2 separate regions of the Mus musculus genome follow, and region 2 is linked to region 1. A link is a loop called in an ENCODE intact Hi-C map of the cell type or tissue named here. Cell type or tissue: left cerebral cortex. All regions are shown on one strand. Links, peaks and the distances in the headings refer to the core of each region. The heading gives the core; the rest is flanking DNA.

Region 1 (11,770 bases), core at 1,243-9,242:
TGACACTTGTTCAGCAAGATAATGACCAGTCCTGCTGTTTAAGACCCTCCCTTGCCTGCATCTCTCCAGTCTCACCACTTCTAAACTTGAACTGTATTGTATACCAGATTCTGTCTGTCCAGTCACATCATTACTGAATAAAGTCACTGAGAATGATGAATCGGCTGATACTGAACCATTGCTGTTAGGGAAAATTCAGGATTATGTTCCTAGAAGCCTCTCCAATCAAACCTTTGTACCAGCCTTGACAAATAGACAGACAGACAGACAGACAGACAGACAGATAGATAGATAGATGTATATAACAGCTTATGTGATACAAAGTCAAAGCTTATGTGATATTAACTCATTTGCATTGAACTCCAGTCAGTTGCACTATATGACTTAACTCATGAATGGAATTTCCCTAATACGTATGATTTCTGCATAAGACACATACAACCTTTTCACTAGTATCGGTAATATGAGAAATCACTCCAGCTCTATGAAAGGGATGTAAACATACATCACAACAAAAAGCAAAGAAAGTAGGAAATGAGACACTACATAACCCATGAAAAGGACACATGAGCAGCCCAAGACTGGAGCCAGAAAGACCAACTCTGCTCACTGTGCTGGGAAAGGTAATGTTGTTGTGTGACTGAAACCATGTGGTATGTGTGTGTGAGTGTAGGCCATAAACATTAGTTTGTGGTTTTCAAGTGTATTTTAGCAAATAGGTGAATTTGCAAATACAGAATCCACTAAAACAATGAGCAACTGTCCTTGTTACTACCCACTTTCTGGTTTGCAGCTCTCCACCTGTTTGTCCGGATCTACCTATGGTGAGAGTATCTGAAGGGGAGAAGTGCTCCTTAGGTACAAGAGCAGTAAGAGCTTATCCTGCTTCTGTAGAAATGAATCACCTCCCTCTGTGTTGTGTCCTCAGACTTGTGCTATTCCAGCCAAGGACTGGCCTAACCTAGTCTAGATTATAATATGGTCATCCATTATGAAGCATTTAAATAAGATGTAGAGTTCCCTTATTAGACTTGATGACTTGAATGCCCGAGAATCACCACTCTTCATCTTGCTTCTTCGTATTTATGATTAAGGGAGAGGGGAAACCATTGTTTTTCATCCAAATGTACCACAGGATTCTTTGTGGACTCCTTGGGTAGTGAGAGCTTCCCGCAGAGATGGGAGGCCCAGCCCGTGGCCTCTGATTCTTACCTGTTGGAACTTTATTTTTCTAGACAAAGCAAAGCAAGGGCATATGCTTTGCACATGTGCCTCTCACTCATCTACCCAGAAATTCCATAATGGAGGTAGAAATGGTTCTCCTATGGGGAAAGACAAGAGACAGGAAAGTAAGAGGTGTACAGGAAGAGGGTGTGTGCTGTACCCACATTGGTTTGATCACAGAAGCCTGGTTAACATTATTATCCCATGTCAGCTCTTCAAACATACACATTCCCAGGCAGGGCATCATATACTCCCTCCTACAGCCCCATTCTCTGTTTTTCTCTTAGTTACATAACAGATATGGGCTTGTAATGTACAAAGCAGTACTCCAGAAGCAACAGACAATACAAAAGCAAGTCAGATGTTATCCTCCGTAAGCTCAATGACAATGGACCATCAGCCTGGGAAATAAGGAAGGCCTTATGGAGAAGAGGACCTGCATTTGACTTGAGGAACAGTTATTAGGGGAAGAACATGGGTAAAGGGATCAGAAAGTGGGAATCCAAAATGGGAGATTAGGTGCAAGGAAGACTGAGAATTGTGAGTTTTAGGTCAGCCTGGTACCTTGGTGAAACACTCTCCATAAAAGTGAAAATACAAAAAAAACCAAAAACAAAAACAAAAACATGGAAATCAGGAAGAAGGATGAAGAAAGGCTGAATGTACAACTGGCTCAACATGCGAAAAGTCCTGAATTCAAGAGGTGAATTTAAAAAGACACAGATGAGGACAGGACATAATAGCCATGGGTCATATTTGATAGTAACTTCATTACTGTGGTCAACATTTCAAAGTTCATTAGAGAGACAGCTGAAGGGCAGTTCAGTGCCTAAGGAGCAAGTAAAAAGATTTGCAGCTGTCAGCTAGGACACCATAATAAAACCTCACAAACACAGGCAAGGGAGCTTAAACAACACAATGTTATTTACTTATCACAGTTCTGGAAGCTGGAAGTCGAAGAAGAAGGTATTGCGTGGCCTCGTTTCCTCTGGCTTCTTTTCTGAGCTGGCACAGCAGACGCCTTTTATCTTTTATACCCATGTAGTCTAGCCTTTGTTCTATGTCCAAATATCTTTTTCTTAAGATGATACAAATCGGATGTCCTTTAATTGCTATCACTTTAACCCACTTGCTTCCTTACAGACTCTACTTCCAAACTCAGTCACAGTCTGAAACACGGGGGTTAGAACACATACATTTTCAGAGGACACACCAGCCCATACCATGGGGTAAGATGGAACATGAGGAGGACCTTGAGTGGTCACTTAAGAGGCTTTTCAGCAACCATGGCAGGCAATGGCCTCAGAAAGAGGCAAGAAAGTTCTATGATGAGCATTGATTGGCTGTCTTTATTCCTCAGGAGGAAGATCTCACTACCAAGAGTTCTGCAAAGCATGCAGGGAGAACAAAAAAGGCAGCTAGATTAACTCGCCAAGATCCCTGGACCCAAAGTCGTCACTTCTCACTGCCTCTCTGTAGAGAGAGGGTTGCTTCTGACAGCCCACCCACGCACAACAAAATGTCTCATTGCTCTGTGGGCTCCGTGCATTGGCATCACATCCCCTCATGCCTGGAATCTGAACCACCGCCAGGACATTCCTGAGTGACAGCTCCCATGAACTAATTATTAATGTTCTTGGCACTGAGGCTGGGTGGGCATTTATTCCCATTACTCAGGGCTGGTGATAGATGGGGATTTGCACAGGCTGCATAATTTCTTCATGTCTCCATAAGTCTCTGCCTTCTGCTGGCATTTTAAGGAATGTATTTTTACAGAAGTTGGCACTATTCAGTAATTTTCCAGGAGGGCACATTGCCCAGGCCAGATGGACATATTTTTTTTTCTGGTTCCAGCTGGTAAGTCCTGTTTGATAAGATCCTATCCCATCCTACTTGAACAAGGATGCACAATTTGCTTGCAAGTTGGGTAGTGAAAAATGACCCTAGTGGCAGGTTGTGACAGAGGGCTGAGGTGGGAGGGCCACCCTGGGAACTACAACTATTGCCAGAGTCAGAAGCTCCACAATCACAAACCTGATGAGTGCCAAGGAAGGGCATTTCTGTTTGAGCATACATTGTGGGGCAGGCTGTCTTGAAGCCCTAAAGAGTTTCTCCTTTATAGCATTGATATCTCTGTTCCTCTCTGAATCTTTCCATGGTTAGACAGAGAATCCTGACATGGTCAAGACATCACTACAGTGTCCAATTTTACTGCAATATGGGATCCTTTGCTATCTGTCATACAGAGCAGGTGTCAGCTCAGGTCTCCTTGCACATCATCCTCAGCAGGAGAGTGCACACCAAGCAGGCAGGTCGCATACCACTCTGGACATGGTGCCCAGTGCATGGCAAAGACCTCCTGGAAGATAGTCCTTGGGCTCTACATATGGCTTCGCTTCTCTCACTTTTTGATAAGCACGAGTCTAGAGGGACTGAGTCCAGGCAGCACTTTCGAAGAAAGCCACTTTACCTAAGAAGTAGTGCTGGGCACACCTTTGATCCCGACACTTGAGAAGCAGAGGCAGGCAGACTGAGTTCAAGGCCAGCCAGGTCTCCAGAGTGAGTTCCAGAACATCCAAGGTTACACAGAGAAACCCTGTCTGGAAAAAGCATTGGGGAAAGGGGGGAGTAATGGCACCATCAGTGAATAAACACACCTGACTTGTCTCTCCTTTCCTTCTCTGTAATTGGGCATAATTTTACATCTGTTGAATGTTGATCACTTTTATATCTTCTCCCCATCTGTTTCTCTTTCTGATCTGGAGTCTGTGTGTGTAAGAAAGTGGCCCCTCTCTGAATTCTCTCTACTCACGCATCTCATGTTTTCCTTCTGGTGAGGATCCTACGGCTGCACTCTGCCTAGCCATCTCTCTTGCTACAACCTCTTCACTGTTTTCCTGCCTTCCACCTGCTACCACTAACAACATGGTGGAAGCTTGACGATCTTCACATTCATCGGGCAATTATTTTGACTTTTACTGGAAGACAACAACAGAAAATTACTAAGAAACACGACTTGTTCCCAGTTAGCAGATATAAAAATGAAATGGAGTCAAGACTAAGTGGTGTGTTTGAGATACGGCTCTGGGAAGGAAAATCAGCTTGTGCTTTCTGAAACCTACCAAGGGAAAACAAATTCAATTCTGAGGAAGGCTTGAAAAAGGCTACTCAACCAAAGCAAGCAAATGTTAGCACCAGCCATAACAGGGGAAACAATAAATTAGACAAGAGGGAAACAGTCCAATAAGAAATAGGCAAATTTTTGTTAACTACTCAGTAGAGAAGTATAGAGATGGCAAGGAGTCACATGAAAGACACCAACATCAGTAGAGTGATTGATAGGGAAGCATAGGGATGAACGACTCTTTACGCTGCTGGTTAGAACAAAATAGGTCTCCCTCCTTGAGCATATTGTTGGATAACTTCTAAACTGCCCACCAAAACGCTGGCGATTCCATTCCCAGGGACATGTTCAATTAAATTGAAAACCTCTGTCTTTCGCTTTATTTGTGTGTCTCTCTAGTGTTCCCGTCTATCTTACTCCTCCCTATGTCTCTTTTGCAGAGAGAGAGAGAGAGAGAGAGAGAGAATAAATGCTAGTAATGACTTTATTTATAGTAATCAAAAGTGGAAAAAAAATCCATTGCCCAGTGACTGATAGACAAGCTAGTCAGTGCATAAAACAGAACATGACTCAACAACAAAATGGGCAAACGTGTTAACAGCAAGAGCAGTGTGGATGAATTTCAAACATCATGTTATACGAGAGGCATCAAATTCTAAGGGCTGTGAATTTTGTAGTGCCCTTCACATCATATTCTGGATGCAGCAAAATTAAAGGCTCAGAAAGAAGGCCAATAACTGCCAAGGGTGGGAGTAGAGGACCATGAAAGCTATCAAGGATGTTTGGGGATAAAGAAATTTTCACGTATTGCAAATTGCCATGGATAATGAAGCTACATACACTTGTCAAGATTCATACAGATGCAACCCCCCCAAAAAAGAATGAATTTTAATGTAGCAATCATGCTGTACCAGATACCTTTAAATTATAGACATAATGGCGTTTGTAACAAATACACTATTTTATATTCATTTTCCTCTGTCAGATCCCTCTTAAAAAGGTCCTTTGTCCTAGATGTTGCATAGTAGCTCGGAAATGTAGAGAAAATAACTGTGGTCTTCACTCATATTGTGTGAGTCTTAGAAGGAAACACAGTAAAGGCAGACTTGGGAAAATGGCTCTTGTTGAGAAGGAAGAGAGATGAGACAGTCTTTTAACAAGGATGGCAAGAGCAGAGGCCTGAAGAGCAAGTAGCTAGTTAGGGGGAGGTGTTCCCAAATAAGAAACAGCAGCAGCTAGAATAGAGCAGCAGCAAGGGTCTACGGGAAGAACACATGTCCTCCTCCCTCACAGCTGCAGCCAGCTGGACATCACCCGCCCAGCACCAACCCCTCGGAGAACTGAAAGCAGCTTGGTCCCCTGACCCACTTCTCTTGTAGCACAGAGAGCTAAGAAATATTTGATGACTTTATCCTCCCTCACAGAAACATGGCATGAAAAGTGCAGAAAAAAATAGAAATCAGACACCATTAGGTAGACACCACTGTGACACTGGTGCAAGCCAAGAAACTTTGATGGGGTGCAAAGGTTAATGCACAAGCCTATGATGGGAAATGGGGCATTAGCATGGTCACAAGTGCTTTCTCTTCCAACGTGTTATCAAACGAAAGTAGCAACAACAATGAAGGCACTCACCTTCCCAAGGAAAAGCCTCACAGACCTGATGTGGGTCTGTGGGTTGCAAGCAGGCATCCTTGATCTGATGGGCTGAAAGGGCAGAGTGTTATTGCTGTGGCAGTCATGTCATTATAGATTGCCATAGAAAGGGGGGATTAAAACACAGTCATTTCCTTTTCCAAGTCCTGCATTCTGGGGACATCAAGGACAAGAAGCAGTTGATCTGATGACTGGTGGGGTCATGCTTCCTGCTTAGCCTACAGATGGCCAGCTCCTAGCCATGTTCTCACACGGTGACAAGTGAGGAGGTAGGAAACTAGCTCCCATGTCTCTTCCTGTAAGGGCATTGACTGTATTCTCAGATTTCCACCTCATTGCAAATTTACTTTCCAAAATATTCAACCTCCCCAAACCATCAGATTGTGCGTTAGAACTGCATTATGAGGGTTTGGCAGGGGGGAAATACAATGCAGCCTCTCAAAGCATATAGCCTCACTCTAATTCTGATAACAACATGAAACAGATCCAAATCAAAGGGGGCTGCACACAGTAACAGATCTGCATATTTCAAAGACTCTTATGGACTTAAAAGAAAGAGAACAATTGCCAGAGATGGGAAACCAAAGAGACCATGTGGCAAACAGCAAGGTGAGATGCTGCTTAGACCCTGGACCAAAAGAAAGATTTATAGTGAATATGAATAATTCCAATAAAACCTGTAATTGAATTGAATGTATCATGTCAATGTCATTTCGTAACATACATCACTGTACCTGAATCATGCAGTCTTAATGCTGGGAAAATTTTAATGTTGGGTAAGAGAAAATTCTCTACGATGTTTTTGTAATCTTGATGTTTTCCAAAAGCTCCTGTGTGTTCTGAAAAGGATATGGTACAAGAGCATCTCTTCCACAGCCAGTTGCCTGACTTAGCTTCCTTCTCATTGGGAGGCAAACCTAATACTATCTTACTGTGATGAAGAGCCATGGAAAAAGTGTTTCAAACTCTCTAACTGATTCCCAATTCTAAAGGGTTTCAGACTCCCAGAGATATATATAAATCTTTGCCATTGCGTCACTGGATAGGTGGTATCCACACCTTAAAATGTTAACAGTCTTACATTCAACCTCACACGCTACAGAGTTGATGCCTGCTATACTTAAAAATCAGAGATGACTTCTCCCAGTGGAAGACTTTTTAGCTGAAGACTAGGAACTGACACACGGAATCAAGATTCTGCACAATAGCCAGAAATTGGTGCTGTGGTTCACACTGGCTACTTCACAGTCAGTCCACCATAGCAATGATAAGACAGGCTTTCTTAAGTGTATCCGAGCTCTGTTCAGCTTGCTTGGACACTGGGGTTTTGTTGTCTGTCTAAATAATGGAAGGACAAGCCGTAAGAGATTTCTTTCATCAATAACCTCTAATACATAAAGCTGCAGTGAGTTTTAAGATCTGATTGCACTTAGAGTATAGAGAAAGAAACTGGCTGGTCTCCAAAGCAAAGGATTCTCAATACTATGGAGTTCTTAGACCAGTGACCTTAAGATGAGGTTAGCTTGGGTTTTAGAAATACAAGATGCAGACACGAGCTTTCTTGGTGAATCAGCTACTAAAAAGGATGAGAAACTTTGAAATATATATCGTTACTATGTATCTGAAAATTAATTTTAAAAGATCATTTGGAAATGGCTGAAGTATATATGATGTTTTAGTTTTATCATTAATATAACAAAATATCAGACTAAAGCAGTTTAACCAGGCGAAGGAGATAGCTCAGGGAGTAAAGTTCTTGCTGGGCAAGAATAAAGACTCATGTTCAGTTTTCAGATCTGGTTAACAAGCCGGATGTGGTGATGCACACCTGTAATTCCAACACTAGGGAGACAGACACATGTGGCTTCCTGGCCCACCAGCTTATCCCAGGAGGTGATCCCAAACTCCCAGCAAGAGACTTTGTGCCAAAAGTATCAAGGTTCATAGATTTTGAAGAGCAATACCCAAGGCTGACCTCTGACCTTAACACATATGTTTCCATCTGCCCATACTCACATGCACACAAGAAAGAGGGGTGTTATTATGTTTTACACTCTGGATGTACTGTTTTATGGCAGGGGAAGGCATAGGAGCAAGAGGCAGTTGGTCATATTTCAGTTCTAGTTATGATGCAGAGAGAAACAAACACTGATGCTCAGCTGGCTTTCTATCCTTTAATTCTGTTTGGATCCCAGCCCATAGAAAGGCAACTACCCAAACAAGGGTGCATCTTTCCACGTCAATTACCCCAATCTAAAACTTCCTTCATACTCATTGGCCAGAGTTTCATCTCCTGTGTGATTCAAGACCCTGTGAAATTGACAATAAATAAATATGTGTGTATAATTATTTTATGTATATTTACTTATTAATATATGTTTATTAATATCAGAATTTGGGGGTTATTAATAATGGGTATAATCTTATATCATGACACTTAATGGGATGCTGCCCTCATAATGGAAATTTCTAAGTTTGAAGCCTTAAAATATATTTTAAGCCTTGTCTTATCTCCAGAGGCTAAACACATGCATTCACATGATCTAGACCATTAATTGTAGGTTTCTACTCAAGAAAAAGAAAATCCTGTGGTCACAAAATGGCATCGACACAAACATTTCTAGTATACTTGTTTTTTATTTTTATTTATTCTCTTTACATCCTGGTTGCTCTCTTGTACTTCTCCCACAGTTCCTCCCTCTCTGAGAGAGTGGATACTGGATACTGCCCTGGATACTGCCCCCAAGACCCTGGCACATCATATCTCTGCAGGGCTAGGTGCTGCCTCTCCCACTGAGGACAAACAAGGCAGCTGAATCATTATTTGAGGCTATTGTAAAGAGTATTGTCTCCCTAATTTCTTTCTTGGCCTGCTTACCCTTCATATTAAGGATGGCTACTAATTTTTTTACTTAAGTTTATATCCAGCCACTTTGCTGAAGGTGTTTATCTGCTGTAGGAGTTCTCTGGAAAAAATTTTGTGGTTGCTTATGTATACTATCATATCATCCCCAAATAGTGATACGTTGACTTCTTCCTTTCCAATTTGTAACCTTTTGATCTCCTTTAGTTGTCTTATTGCTCTAGCTAGAACTTCAATTACTGTATTGAATAGATAGGAAGAAAGTGAGCACCTTGTTTTTTTTCCCTGTTTTTAATGAAATTACTTTAAGTCTCTCTCTATTTAATTTTATGTTGGCTATAGGCTTGCTGTATATATTGCTTTTATTATGTTTAGGTATGTGCCTTGTATCCCTCATCTCTATAAGGCATTTAACATGAATTGGATTTTGTCAAAGGCTATTTCAGCATCTAATGAGATGATAATGTGATCTTTTTTCTTTCAGTTTGTTTATATTGTGGAGTACATATTGTGTGAGTTCCTTTGTGATTGTGTTACCTCACTCAGGATGATGCTCTCCAGGTCCATCCATTTGGCTAGGAATTTCATAAATTCATTCTTTTTAATAGCTGAGTAGTACTCCATTGTGTAGATGTACCACATTTTCTGTATCCATTCCTCTGTTGAGGGGCATCTGGGTTCTTTCCAGTTTCTGGCTATTATAAATAAGGCTGCTATGAACATAGTGGAGCATGTGTCCTTCTTACCAGTTGGGGCTTCTTCTGGATATATGCCCAGGAGAGGTATTGCTGGATCCTCCGGTAGTACTATGTCCAATTTTCTGAGGAACCGCCAGACTGATTTCCAGAGTGGTTGTACAAGCCTGCAATCCCACCAACAATGGAGGAGTGTTCCTCTTTCTCCACATCCTCGCCAGCATCTGCTGTCACCTGAATTTTTGATCTTAGCCATTCTCACTGGTGTGAGGTGGAATCTCAGGGTTGTTTTGATTTGCATTTCCCTGATGATTAAGGATGTTGAACATTTTTTCAGGTGCTTCTCTGCCATTCGGTATTCCTCAGGTGAGAATTCTTTGTTCAGTTCTGAGCCCCATTTTTTAAGGGGGTTATTTGATTTTCTGAGGTCCACCTTCTTGAGTTCTTTATATTGTGGATTACATTGATGGATTTTTATATATTGAACCATCCCTGCATTCTTGGGATGAAGCCTACTTGATCATGGTGGATGATGTTTTTAATGTGTTCCTGGATTTGGTCTGTGAGAATTTTATTATTTTTGCACCAATGTTCATAAGAGAAATTGGTCTGAAATTTGCTTTCTTTGTTGAGTCTTCATGTGGTTTAGGTATCAGGGTGACTGTGGTTTCATAGGATGACTCTAGCAGTACTCCTTATTCTTCTCTTTTGTGAAATAGTGTGAGTGTATTCGTATTAGATCTTCTTTGAAGGTCTGGTAGAATTTTGCAGTAAATCCATCTGGCCTTGGGATTTTAATTTTTTTTCCTTGCAAGACTTTTAAATGACTTATATTTCTTTAGGGGTTATAGGGCTATTTAAATAGTTTATCTGATCTTTATTTAACTTCGGCAAGTGGTATCTGTCTAGAAAATCATTCATTCCATTAAGATTTCAATTTTGTGGAGTACTTTTGAAGTAATATCTAATGATTCTTTGAATTTCCTTGTTGTATGATGTTATGTGTCCCTTTTCATTTCTTGTTTTATTTAATTTGAAACTGTCTTTCTTTCTGTGGGTTAGTTTGGCTAAGGATTTGTTTATTTAAAAAAAATCTTGTTGATTTTCTCAAAGATCCAGCTCCTGTTTTCAATGATTCTGTGTTGTTTTCTTTGTTTCTAATTGATTGATTTCAGCCCTAATTTTGATTTCTACTCCTCTTCAGTGGGGTCGCTTCTTTTTTGTAGAACTTTCAGGTATACCTTTAAATTGCTTGTAGAAGAAATTTCAGTTTTTTATAGAGGAACTTAGTGTTATGAACTTTTCTCTTAGTACTGTTTTCATTGTGTCCCATAAATTTAGGTATGTTGTACCTTCATTTTCATTGAATTCTAGAAAGTCTTTATATTTCTATATTTGTTGTTTCCTTGACCCAATTATCATTGAGTACATCGTTGTTCTGTTTCCATTAATGAGTAGGATTTCTGATGTTTGTATTGTTCAAAACCAACTTTAATGCATGGTAGTCTGATGAAATATAAGGTATTATTTCAATTTTCCCGTATCTGCTGAGGCTTGCTCTATGACTGACTATATGGTCAATTTTGGAGAAGGATCCATGAGCTGTTGAGAAGAAGGTATATTCTGTTGTGTTTGTGTAAAATATTCTTTACATGTCTGTTAGGTGTATTTGATTCATAATATCAGTTATTTTCAGTGATTCTCTGTTTAGTTTTCTTCAAGATGATCTGTCAATTGGTGAGAATGGGTTTTTGAAGTCTCCCATTATTAATGTGTGGGCTTTGGTGTGCAATTTTATGCTTTAGCATGCAGCAGAAGGATGGATCTTGTTTTTAACATCCATTCTGTTAGCTTGTGTCTTTTTATTGGGGAATTGAGTTCATTGATGTTGAGAGATATTAATGACCAGTGATTTTTACTTCCTGTTATTTTGACATTGGTGGTGTTTTTAGGTGTGTATGTGTTTGTGTGAGTCCCCCACCCTTTTTGAAAGATAAGAACTTACTTATTTCCTATGGGTTTTTTTGTTGTTGTTTTTGTTTTTGTATATAGTTATCCTCCTTGACTTGGAGTTTTCCTTCTAGCATTTTCTGCAGGGATGAATTTGTGGATAGATATTGTTTACATTGGAATTTGTCTTGAGATATCTTATTTTCTCCATCTATGGTGATTGAGAGTTTTTGTGAGTTCAGTAGTCTAACTTGGCAC
Region 2 (11,770 bases), core at 1,745-9,744, 330 kb before region 1:
ATAGCTCCTTTGTTAAGAAACAGAGGCCTGGAGATTACCTGCTAGGTCTGTGATGAAACTTGGGCTGGCTTGATGTCATATAGGTCTCATACAAGTAATCTCAACTGTTAGGAGCTCAGGATTGTGACAGCATTTCACAGTGCTTTTCCCCATCATTTGTCTCTTCCATTCTCCCTACTTCCTTCCATGATGTTCCTTGAGCCTTGGTGATGGTGGGGTTACAATAGATATCTCATTTAGGGCTGAGCACTTAGTCTCTCATTCTTAGCCCTATGAGCAGTTATGAATAAATGTCGAATAAAATAGTATCCAAAACACAACATGCTATGAGATACTTCACTTTAGCTGTTCATCAGGTAAAGCTGCAGTAGAAATTAAAGGGTGGTATGACCACACCTTTCAACAGTTGAAGTGTGAGTATCAAAGGCTGGTGAGGGAGTGAAGCAACTGGAGCCCCCAGGCACTACTGGTGGGAATATAAATTGTCATAAATGCTTTGAGAGACTTTGTGGTTGCTTGTCTGTTGTAGGCAAAAGTTCTAAATATAGTTCAAGACTTCTGTTTCCTATTGCTGATAGCCTTTATAATCTCCTCCCTTGAGTAAGGCAGTATGGGGTGGGACTATAAATAGTTGGAATTTAATTACAACATTTTGGAGGTAGTAATCAAACATGTAAGCTACCAAATCAGTTGGTTTTCAGAAAAAAAAAATCAGAAGAGAAACTTCCATGGTGTGCCTGAGCTAATCAGATTGATCTAAGAAAGGTGCAGAGGCTTCCCAAACAGAAGGTGTTTGAATGGCTAGGGTATGGGAAGGCCTGTGGAGGGACGCTGCTGTGAGTTAATCAATGACTTGGCTTCTAGGAGCATAGCCTTGCTCCAAACAGCAGCCAACAAGGAAACAGATTCTAGGTCTACATCCACAGGGAAGAGAAGGGTTCTGAAAATTTGGGTGTACCTGGAAGCAATTTATTCATTGATCATACTTCTAAGTGACAGCATAGCTAGCTGAAGCTTTAATATTATATTTTGAGGACTTTGGCAAAGGACTCTACTGAAACCTACCAGACTCAATGCAATTCTACAGGATGCACAGTATAGGGATTTATTACACAGTGCTCGATTGCTTTCTGTCGCTGTGATAAACACCACCACCAAAGGAAGGCAATGGTTAATTTTGCCTAAATTTCCGGTCACAGCCCATCCATCATTCAGGGACATTAAGGAAGGAGATCGAGCAGGAGCTGGAGTAAAACTCATGGAGAAACACTGCTTGTTGTCTCCTGTGCTCATGCTCAGCAAGCTTTCTCATACAACTTAGTAATATCTTGGGGGTGGCACCTTTCCTTGTGGGATGGGCCTTCCCACATCAATCAAACATTAAGACAATTCCCAACAGAATTGGCCACAGGCCAATCTAATCTTGGAAATTTCATCACTAGAAATGTACTCTTTCCAGATGACTCTTATTTGTGTCAAGTTGGCAATAAAAACTCACCTGGACACATAGCAATAGAAATCTAATGCTACTTCCTAAACACAGGTGTATGCATAAATTATGAACTCCAGTTTAGTAATATCTTACAGAAGGCACATTCATGTCTACCCAAATCCATGCACTGCTGCCTATTAGTATCTACTGTGAGTTTGTGCCAGCATCCCTGGTACCTAAACTCCAAATGCTTGATCTCTTATATATAAAATTGTATATAGTCAACATACAGACTTTTGTAAGTACTATAAATAATATCTACTTACTTATAGCACCTAATGCAGTGCAAATGCTGTGCAGTAAACACATTGTTTGGGGAAATAACAAGCTAAGAAATATCTGTTTGGTACAGATGCACCTTGGTTTTTTTTTTTTCAGCCACCTCTGATTGAGTCTGCAGATATGAAGCCACCTGGATATGGAGTGCCTGCTGGACTTTGGTATACCCCAAAGTGATGTTTATATCTGCCTAAACTCAGAAGTGCTCAGGAAGCAGTAGGGGGCCTTGGGGATTCTGATAATAATTGTTTCTTGACTTCAGTGCTTATGATCCAGTATACTCACTTTGTGAAAATAGTAAGCTATGTTCTTTCATATGTTAAATTATATATCCACAAAGTACAATGATCCAAAATTTATTTTTATTACCTGCTAGTACTATTACTAGTAGATCACCTTTAGAATAGAAATATCCTTACACTTATAAAAATGGTCATGCAATGTTATCTGTGAAAGCACCCCAGTGAGCTCTCCATCCATAAAAATCTAAACATAATAAAACAAAAAATGTCTAACAGTGTTTAAAATGTTAATTATTAATGGAACTTTACTCTTTTCTTATTTTGCTCAACATTCTCACACACAGTTGGCTGAAACTGTGATATGGGATTCATTATTTTGATAAGTCATTTTTATTTCCATTTCAGAAGAGTCAAAAATAATGTCCTGAGAAGTGGGAGGTGCTATCTGAAGTCAGTCCTGTCACCACTGAATTCTTTGTATATAGCATCTCAGTGGACATGGTTTGGGGTGAGGACCAGGTTAAAATAAAACAGAAAAAATAAACTAGACAGGTATTTTACTTTCTTTCCTGGAGAAAACATAAATATTTGCTTTTACTGATATTCTAGTGATGAAGTAATTAAATCATGAACAAAACCTTTCCCAGCATTTCATGCCCAGCACAACATGTGGCATCAGGGCTAGGAAAAAGCAGAATTGTTTAGTTCCGATCTTCTGAAGATGAATACAGATGTGCACGGTAGTCAGTGACACATTTTCATATCTCAACAGCAAACAAATGGTAATTATAGCACAGGTAAAAAAAGAAAGGAAAGGTAAGAAGCCCCTCTTTCACATTTTCAAAATGGTATCTCCAAGGCAAAGTTCTTGGCAGTCAGGGATGGCTTCCTGGAGACAGCTAGTAGTCAAGTGAATTTGGATTTATGTTTGAATTATTTCCTTTGCCAATATAAGGCAGTTACTTAATATCTTAGAGCTTTGAATTTCATGTGAAGATTGATGCAGACAATTCTACTTATTTTGTGGGATTAGGATGAGATACTCTGTCACAGAAGGCTCCCCTCATCTGCATCCCTGCCCCTTCCTATGTGTGTATAACTAGCTGCTGAGAACCTTTCATACCTGACATTGAGCAGGAGGAGATGAAGAGATCTGCTAAGGCTTAGAGGAACCACAGAGAAGGATGTCTTAGGGTTTAAAGTACAAAATTCAGGATAAGAAGTTGGGACAAGTATAGAGCAGTGCAAAGAGACCAAGAGAGGACAGTGCCTGGGAAACAGTCATACGAATACATTAAGGGCCGTCAAGCACAGCAGTTGACTGGATAAGGCAAAGAAGCCAGGAATACAGAGGACATTGGCTCTGAATACTTAGGTTCCCATGAGTGACTGAGGGTAGGACAGAGGGCAGTGGCTGTTCCTGCCTTGTGGGCAGCTGGGAGAAGGGAAGCTCTTTATGGCTGTAGCATCAGGCAAGATTTAGGTCCAGGTCTTGAAGGATCAACAGCATGTGATCCTTCAAAGAAGGAAAAAAAAAGGCTCATTGGAGGGCTCAATGCTCTCTGGGCATTGCACCACAAAGCTTCTTCAGGCACAAGTACCTTGTCATACATGGGTTAGCCTTTGAATACGTATCAGGGCAAAAGACTAGGATTTGGTTAGGAGGTACTATCTGAGAGGACAAGGAGAGGAAAAAGGAGACACCAAATCGAAAGCCTGTTCTTCATAGCTGAGGATTGCAGCTTGATATTGCAATACAAAATCAGTCAGTGACCTCCTCTCCAAGAAAGAATGGAATGAGGAGAAATAGTTAACCCCAAAGTATATGTGTCTTTCTGTTCAAAGTCGAACCAAATTGCTGATAAACCATAAGATTACCTTTATATTTCCTGGCTTCAATCTCACCATCACAACCGTTAAGCACTCACTGAGTTATTCATTCCCATTAGGAAAAAAAAATATATTGAAAAATTGACAGGGTTAGCCATTATCAGGCTCAGTTACACCTACCTTTCATTAGGTTTTTAGCATCAGATCTCAAGAATGTGTTTTCCAGGGGGAAAGAAAAAGGAGATGGAAAACCATTGCAGCAGATGGGTTTCCTTCCTTGTCAGAAAGGGCTGACACAGAAGGTACCCACAGGTAGGGTTACACAGGTATAGAAGAATTAAAGATCTTGCTGCCTCTTCCCTTCGTAGGGTAGCCCAGCCATAAAGCCCTGTCAACACCTAGCAAGGGTTTTCTAATAACAGAAGCATTCTTGCAGCTGTTGATATTAAATACGAATGCATCTAAGCAGGCTGGAAAGAGAACTCATGGGTTAAGGGTGCATACAGGTGCTCACACGGAGCAGTTCACAACCTTCGGTAATCCCAGTTCCAACCTACACCCCCCCCACCACCCCCCCACACGATGAGATAAATCTTTTTTTTTTCAAAAGGGAAAGTATGCAAGATCTCACAGTCAGATATCAGCTAACTATAATCACTCATTGCCAATGCCGCTAGGACGCTGGATTTTGCCAATGGGGGGAGGAGGGCGGAGCGGGGTTAGGTGGGGTATCAGCTTGTTTCAGGGTTGAATGTCGTTTGAAAGAAGTCTCCGTGGGCCAGGAGGCCAGGAGACTGTTCTATCAACAGGAACCTGGTTTCCCCTGCTCCACCCACACTTCTCTTCTCGGGAGCAACTAGTTCTAGGTGTGTGAGACCCGCCCGCGCGCCACCCGCAGACCTGCGCTTCTTCCAGGACCTCTGTGAAACTCGCTGCCAAACACAGCTGAGGTAGAATACGCGCCCGCCGCGCCGCTGGTGAGTGTAGGCGGGAGAGCCCTGCGCTCCTGAAGGAGTCATCCTAGTAGCTGGGAACTCGGCAAGAGACATAGGAAGTTCTGACAGAGGAGACCAGCCTGTGTTGCCCTTCTAGGGAGGGAACCCAATGCTCTCTCAAGCCTCTTTTCTTGTGGGATCAGGAGGGAGGGGACAGCCCACGGGTACCAAGCTGCATCCTTTGACCTTCCATTCCCCTCAGACTGGCTTCTCCTTGCATCCTCACTCTCCCCTAGCGGTGCCAGGTCCCCTAAGGACACTCCAGATCTGGGATACAGATATTTCGCAGGAAGAGCAGGTCAGGCATGCTCCCCGCCAAATGAATTATTCTCCTCTGTTCCCCGCAGGACGAGTACCCTAACTTATCCAGAGGTTGCCAGAGGCACCCAAAGCTCGAAATCTTATCCAAACAGTTCAACTTGGACAACTTCTTGGAATGGGGATCCCCGTGCTCTCTGGGGAAAACCGCGCTGGCTGCCCACACATCAGGAGAGGACACCTCGACTTTTCCGGGGGGAATCCCCCTCAGAATCCATCTCTCTTGGCAGCGAGGTGTCCTAAAGAAGCAAATTAAGAACTCTCCAAACAGGAGTGCGCTTCTGGAGTGGGAGGTCGTGGGCAGGAGCCAAAGCGCACAAGTTCAGCACTCGTTTTGGACAGAGAACTCCGTCCTTGTTTCCAAGTCAGAAAGCTCTTGTCCACTGGGGAAAAAAGCAGGGACTGAAAGTCGCTGGGAGGGAAGTCCTTAGGCGTGGGTCGGAAAACTGAGGTGAACTGCAACGCTCGATCTTTGAGCCATGTCGGTGGGAAACTATTCTTTCTCCGGGGCGTGGGGGGCTGGGAGACTTCCCTGGCAAAGCAGTCGACGTAAGCCCAGCTGCTCTGGACTCTATCCCTCTGTCCCTAGGCAGCCTGGAGAACTTGGTACCTCGGACAGCAGCCGGGGCGCACAGCATCCTTTGTAAGGTGCGGTCTTATTTTGCCCCCACCAAGTCAAACACCAACAAATTATTTCTCTGACCTTTCTAATACAGATGAAGGACATTTTAATTACATAACCCATGAAAGATCACCGGAGGCAATGTCGTGTTTGAGAACCGATGGCAGAATAGCTGCATAGCATAAAAAGACAGAAAACTTGCAAATCTGCAACGAGATTGCGCAAGGCTGTCCCTCCTCTGGAAACAACATGTGAAATGTATGGAAAAAAAATCTTACCTTTCGGACTCCAAAGCCGTGTTCTGCTGCAACTTGGCGAGCCTCTTCCTCTCCGTCTTTATGCAACTCCACAAGAAAATGATTCGTGAAGACGGGTCTCTCGGCAGACGCAAAAACCATCACACAGAAGAGGAACCCGGCCGCCTTCCACTGGGATCCACAACCGCCCTCCATCCTTCTTTGGGAGTGAAAAGTGGGGCTGTGAGGCGCGCAGGGTGGTGGAGCAGGGGACGAAGAGGGAAGATGCAAATAAAAAATAGGTATGTAGTTTTTGTTTCTGTTTTTCTTTTTTTTTTTTTTTAAAAAAAAAAATCTTTGTATAGCAAAAGAGGCAGAAAAGAAGCTTGGCAAACAGCAAATCTGTACGCTGTCCACCAGCAGCTGGCTGCCAGGGAAGCCGGGGAGTCGCGCAGCCCGGCTGGCTGGCAGGGGTGCGAATGTGCGGAGCTGTGTGTACCCGAGAGAAAGAGCTAGTGTGTGTCTGTGCTTGATGCTAAATCTGCATTTTCAGCTCCTCCTCGGCTCCAATTCTAGAGGGCTGGAGGCGAGCGCCAGCCCGGGTGACGCGCGCCCGCCAGCGGCCAATGGAGGCCAGAGGATCGGCGGGCCCCGCCCCGGGCCGCCCCGAGCCCGCCCCCGCCCGCCCCCGCCCTCCCCTGCCCAGCTGGCTGCCCGGGTCCCCGGGGGCGCCGCGAGCCCGCGCCCCCGCCAGCTCGGAGCGGCTTTGCTCCGCCCGACCGCTGCGCGCCCAGGAAAATCCCCCCCGCTGCCACCCACTGCCGGCGCCCGGTGATGTCATTGTTTGTGGAAATCTGCACAGCTCCGGGCAGGGAATTACGGTGCGTGCCGCTTCAGAGGCCCCGAGGGGAGCGGGGGGGCCCCCGGCCGGCCGGCCGCTCCCTGTTGCTCTTCTTTGCTAGTCTGAGCTACAAAACAACTCTCCTCTCTTTTCTCTCTTCCCTTCCCCTGTCTTCCCTCCTCTCACTTCTTTCTCCTCTCTTTCCCTCTCCACACCTCTCCCATTCTCCCAATAACAAAGCAAATTTGATCCTTCCCGCCCCCTCCACTTTGGGCAAATCCCAGGCTGGGAAGAGCATCCTTCTAGAGGTGACTCATGGGGGCAGGAAGGAGCTTTTTCTCTGTTCTTTTCCCGGTGCTCCAAGGAGGCCAGAAACTAAACATCTGGCAGTCCAGCGGGAGTCCGGACTGCCCTCCCCCCACCTGCGATGGCTATTAGAGACTCCTCTAGAGTCAGCGCTGCACCTGCATCCCAAGACTGCCAAGGGAGACGTGATGCTTATGCTGGGAGACAGATTCTTAGACTCTGGGTTTGGGGCTGCATCAGGACCAAGAATGTCAGAGTTTAAGGAGGTATAGTCATCCATCCCAGGCGTAGGTCAGGATTCCTGCTAAGAGTCTGGCTGCATGATAATTTAGGCTGAGTAGGCAGGGGGCAGCTGTTGTCCAGGTCCAGTTAACTGCTGAGGTCTGACTTCCCCTTCTTGCTCTAGTGTAAGGAAGTAGATCCAGTCTGCTGTAAGGAACTGAGAACCATTGCTCTAAGTAATGTAAATATTAGCTGTTATGGAGTATATTTACATCGTTTTTTTACCATTTAACACCAAAGTTTAAAAAAAAAGTCCTGTTATAAATTGGATAGTCAGGAAGATGCTTTTTCATGGGAAAGAGCGGAAGAAAAGGGAAAGAGAGAGAGAGAGAGAGAGAGAGAGAGAGACTTACTTGACTTGACACCACACCCAGCTACACCCACCCCACTCTCCTCCTTAGCACAAAATCACAGTGTATACAGGAGACACAGGAATGGTGGACAGGAGAATGCTTACTGTACAAGGCACATCGTCTTCACTGACTTAGCTACTCCCCAGCATTGCTAGAGAAGTATAAGCAAGCTCTGCGGATGGGTTCTATCCAGCTGTAGTCTTCAGCATACCACATCTTCAATTTTGATTGAATTCCTTTAAGACAACCAGGAAAGGCAATGGGGAGGTTTGGTAGCGAGGATTCCAGAATGGAAGCAAGGGTTTTAGAAAATTATTAATGAACTAACAGATCAGCCTGGAAGCCTCGGCTTGGAGCTGCACACATTAGCTCATTTCTGCCAGGAATGCTTTCTTATTATCACTATGTTGTACCACATCACCCAGATCGGGCTATAGCACAAGGATTCCTTACCCAGAGGCCTTCAACTTTTCCTCTACTTTTGTCTTCCTTACAGTTCATCCACGTTTTGAGCCAAAGTACTGGTTTAGTGTGAAGCAATAACCACATGGTCCCTCCTGTTCTGTATTGTCATTTGAGAAAAATAGCACCAAATGTGAGCGTTGCATTAGGTAATTCACCACTGGAGAGAACATTTCAAAAGCAGCCACAGAGATACAAATCCAAGCCTTTAGAAAACAGATCTGAAGAGCATCAAATAAGTCAATTTGGAAGATTATAGGTGCTGGGAAATAGCAGTGCTAATGTATCTAAATCTCTCTGAAATTACCATCTGTTTAGACTACGTATTAATTTCTCTGGAACCACTGAGCAATGCTTCATTTCCTAAATAAACTCCAAGGATGAAATGCCAGTGTGTGCTCAATCTACCACCATGGTTAATCTCACCTGGAAATCTTATTGAAATTTGATTCTCTTGGTGGCAGTGGTGGGAGGTGGTGGGGCTGTTGAGGTAGCTGGATAATGAGGATTCTGCCCTCATGAGTGGGCTACTTCAGTTGTAGATTAATGAGTTATTTAGTGAGAGAGGAAGTGACTCTAGCACACAAGCAAACTTTTCCTGAGTAGCTTTTATTATCTTCTTAAGGGATGCTCTCTATCATGACAGGGTGAAAAGCAAGAAGACTGGCCAGGTACTAATGTCATGCTTTTGGACTTCTTAATATCCCAAACTGGGAGAAATCTTTTCATTATTCATACAGTTTGAGGTAGTTTGTTACAGCAAACAGACAAGTGAATTAAGATGCAAGTCTATATTTTAAATAACTAAAGCTATAAAACCAGATACAGTTTGAATAAAACCTGATAACTGATTGAAGTTTGTTGTCTTTTGTAAAAAAAAAAACAAAACAAAAATAAAAACAAAAAAACCCAAAAAACAAAAAAAAAAAAACAAAAAACAAAAAATCAACAACAAAAAATTACATTTGAGTATTTGAGTTTCTTGCCTTTGTGCATGTATGTAAACCATGTGTGTACCTACTGCCTTCTGAGGTCAGGGAGAAGGCATTAGACCCTCTAGAACTGGAGTTACAATTGTGAGCTATGATGTGGGTGCTAGGAATGGGAACTGGGTCCTCTATAAGAGCAATAAGTGCTCTTAGCCGCTGAGCCAGCATTCCGATGCCCTGAAGTCTGGAGTAGTTCATGTAGTGTATAATTTATCACAATACTGTCAGCACAGAAGAATTAAAACAGAACTTTTGTGATGCAAAGGCTAAATTTTTAATACACTTAAGTACTTACTATAAGCCAGTAGAGGAAATACATTGAAATATTTGATTGGTATTTGAAATGTAAATACACCTTCAGCGTGCACAAATTTGCTCTCCTAGAGAAGTATTATTACCCAAACTCTTTTCTAATATCAGTAGACTTAGACAGAGAAAGCCAGCTGGAGAGAGAAGGAGACAAAGAGGTAGCATTAGTGGGTCTAAGGACTGACGCAGAAACCACTGCAAGTTCTGCTGTGCCTGTCAACAGTGGCCACTTGGCCAAACCATAGAATCTCTGTAAACCCGTATTGCTCCACCTGTGGAAACAGTGAGTTTAGGCATCCTTAGATCCTGAACTGTGCTTTCAGAGATGCTAAAGCCCATAGTGTGGTATAAAGCATTTTCAGCTCCAGAGGTGTTGACAGCATTGCCATGGCTAAGAGATCACTGTTCACAAACCTCCTCCAACCCTTCTTACATGCACCTAAGCTGGTGGACTTGAGGAAATAGCTGACAAGTGTTAATAGTCAGTATCAGATATGAAAACCATTAAGATCTTTGAGTCTTTTATTTTATTTTCTGTTATAGCTGTAGCAACAACATAGGTTGGTGCTAATATGTGTCACCAACCCCAAATATCTTGTTGAAGATATTTTACAATGATCAGAATATTTCCGTTTCATAAACACACACACACACACACACACACACACACACACACACACACACTCACACACACACACACACACACACACACACACACACACACACACACTCACACACACACACACTCACATTTACAAGAATAAAAACTACCTGGGACAAGATTGTGATTTTTCCATCCAGGTGTATTCAGACTCTCTAGGAAGAAGAATTCAGATCCACACACTATCAAGTCGAGGAAAATCTGCTATGTCAGAGACGGGGAACAGGGCAAACCATAGTCATCCATAGGAGGAACTTCTGGACCTGTGCATATTGTTTGAACCACCGCAGAAGGTATCTAATTTTGCTGTCATTTTTTCTTACATAGACTGTAGTGGAACCAGGGGGGAAATAGATATGAATGTCTTAAAGTCATAATTTAAATAGAGTCCTGACTGAATCTAGACAGAAGGTGTATATCTTTAATCTCAGCAGTTGGGATTGGAGGCAGGAGAATTGTGAGTTTGAAGGCTAATCTGGGCTAAAAAAAAATAACCGATTTAAAAAAAAATACACAATCTTATCAAACCAAAGTGTGTTGCCATTTTTGTGGTGTTCATTTGACACTTCAAATGCAGCAACACCACCTCACTTGGTAGCATGGCCTTTCTGTGAACATACTGTGCTATTGTGTCTTGCTGGTAGATTCATCCCATCATCCTGTCATCTCCGTCCTTCCTGTTTTGCTACACATACCCATTCTCAAGATTTCCACAAACAGTTATCTCCTCTCTATGTTTCTGCCACATTCTGATCACCCATGTCCCTCTCCCAGTTAACGCTTGCACCACACTTTTCCATGGTGTGGCGTGGATCCTTTTGCACTTGCTGTGGTATAAGATTCAGGCTCTTGATACATTTAACTCACATGCGCAGGTTATACTCATGCCTACACATTACTGGCATGTGGGTGCTCTTCTCTCAAATTCCTATATCTTTTTACCAATTTAATGTGTTTTTCCTTAAGTGATCTAAGTCTATTTTTCCTTAAGCTGAGAATCTTCAGATGGCGTTTGTTTTCTAAGTCATCTTAAATTAATACAGTGGGGTGAACGCATGGCAATTTACCAAGCATTTTACTGTCGGGAAAGCAGTCAGTCCAGAGAATGTTAGGTGGTGTTTTCTTTGCAACTTCATCAACAAATCCTCAGATTAACTCAGACTAATCAACTCTTCAGAAACAAAGGTACTTGCTTTCTTATTTTCCAAAGTGTTGAAAAATTTGTTTCTTCTATTTTAGCTCCTATTATTTTGATAGTATTTGAAGGAGCTAAACAATGAGGACCAAGGTTTCTTTTAATCTTCTTTGGAAAATTAGAAACATGTTGCTCTTCACTGTCTTTAGATTCTTCCCCAGGTCTAGAGGACTACAGGATAATGTTTTCTCACTTTGAAAATTAATTAGTTATTTCTTAGGGCTCATTGGAATGTTGCTTATTGTCTGTAGAAGTGATTAGCTATTCATGAATTCTCCACCTGTGTTCGTTCCCTTTTCTTTCTCTTGATCTTTAAAGAAATGCAGGGAATCTTCCACAATCCACTCTTTGAAGGATT

Evidence for each region. A loop is a pair of places that touch in the nucleus more often than their neighbours do. Peaks named below come from ENCODE experiments on the same cell type or tissue, not always from the same donor. Only the 100,000 strongest peaks of a DNase experiment are listed, where the experiment ranks them.
Region 2: a loop joins it to region 1, with 3 times the contacts of the local background. A loop is called at or near these places in 3 of 42 quality-filtered maps.

Annotation. Positions count from the first base shown.
Region 1 is chr2:143,209,230-143,220,999 of GRCm38, reverse strand. No RefSeq gene overlaps it. Among named protein-coding and RNA genes, the nearest start is that of Otor, 140 kb to the right of the region's middle. In left cerebral cortex, for the core only: no CTCF peak of the experiment used is centred there; DNase peaks (open chromatin) are centred at 2,988, 4,293, 5,620, 7,031 and 1 more place; H3K27ac peaks cover 3,729 bases.
Region 2 is chr2:143,540,951-143,552,720 of GRCm38, reverse strand. Pcsk2 (proprotein convertase subtilisin/kexin type 2) reads right to left here and starts at 6,588. Exons shown (of 12, transcript NM_008792.4): 1 at 6,057-6,588. The coding sequence starts at 6,230. It overlaps Pcsk2os1 (proprotein convertase subtilisin/kexin type 2, opposite strand 1), which reads left to right and starts at 4,884. Exons shown (of 3, transcript NR_040354.1): 1 at 4,884-6,316; 2 at 10,358-10,510. In left cerebral cortex, for the core only: CTCF peaks have their summits at 6,629 and 6,909; DNase peaks (open chromatin) are centred at 6,218, 6,573, 6,821, 7,112 and 3 more places; H3K4me3 peaks cover 5,757 bases; H3K27ac peaks cover 4,038 bases.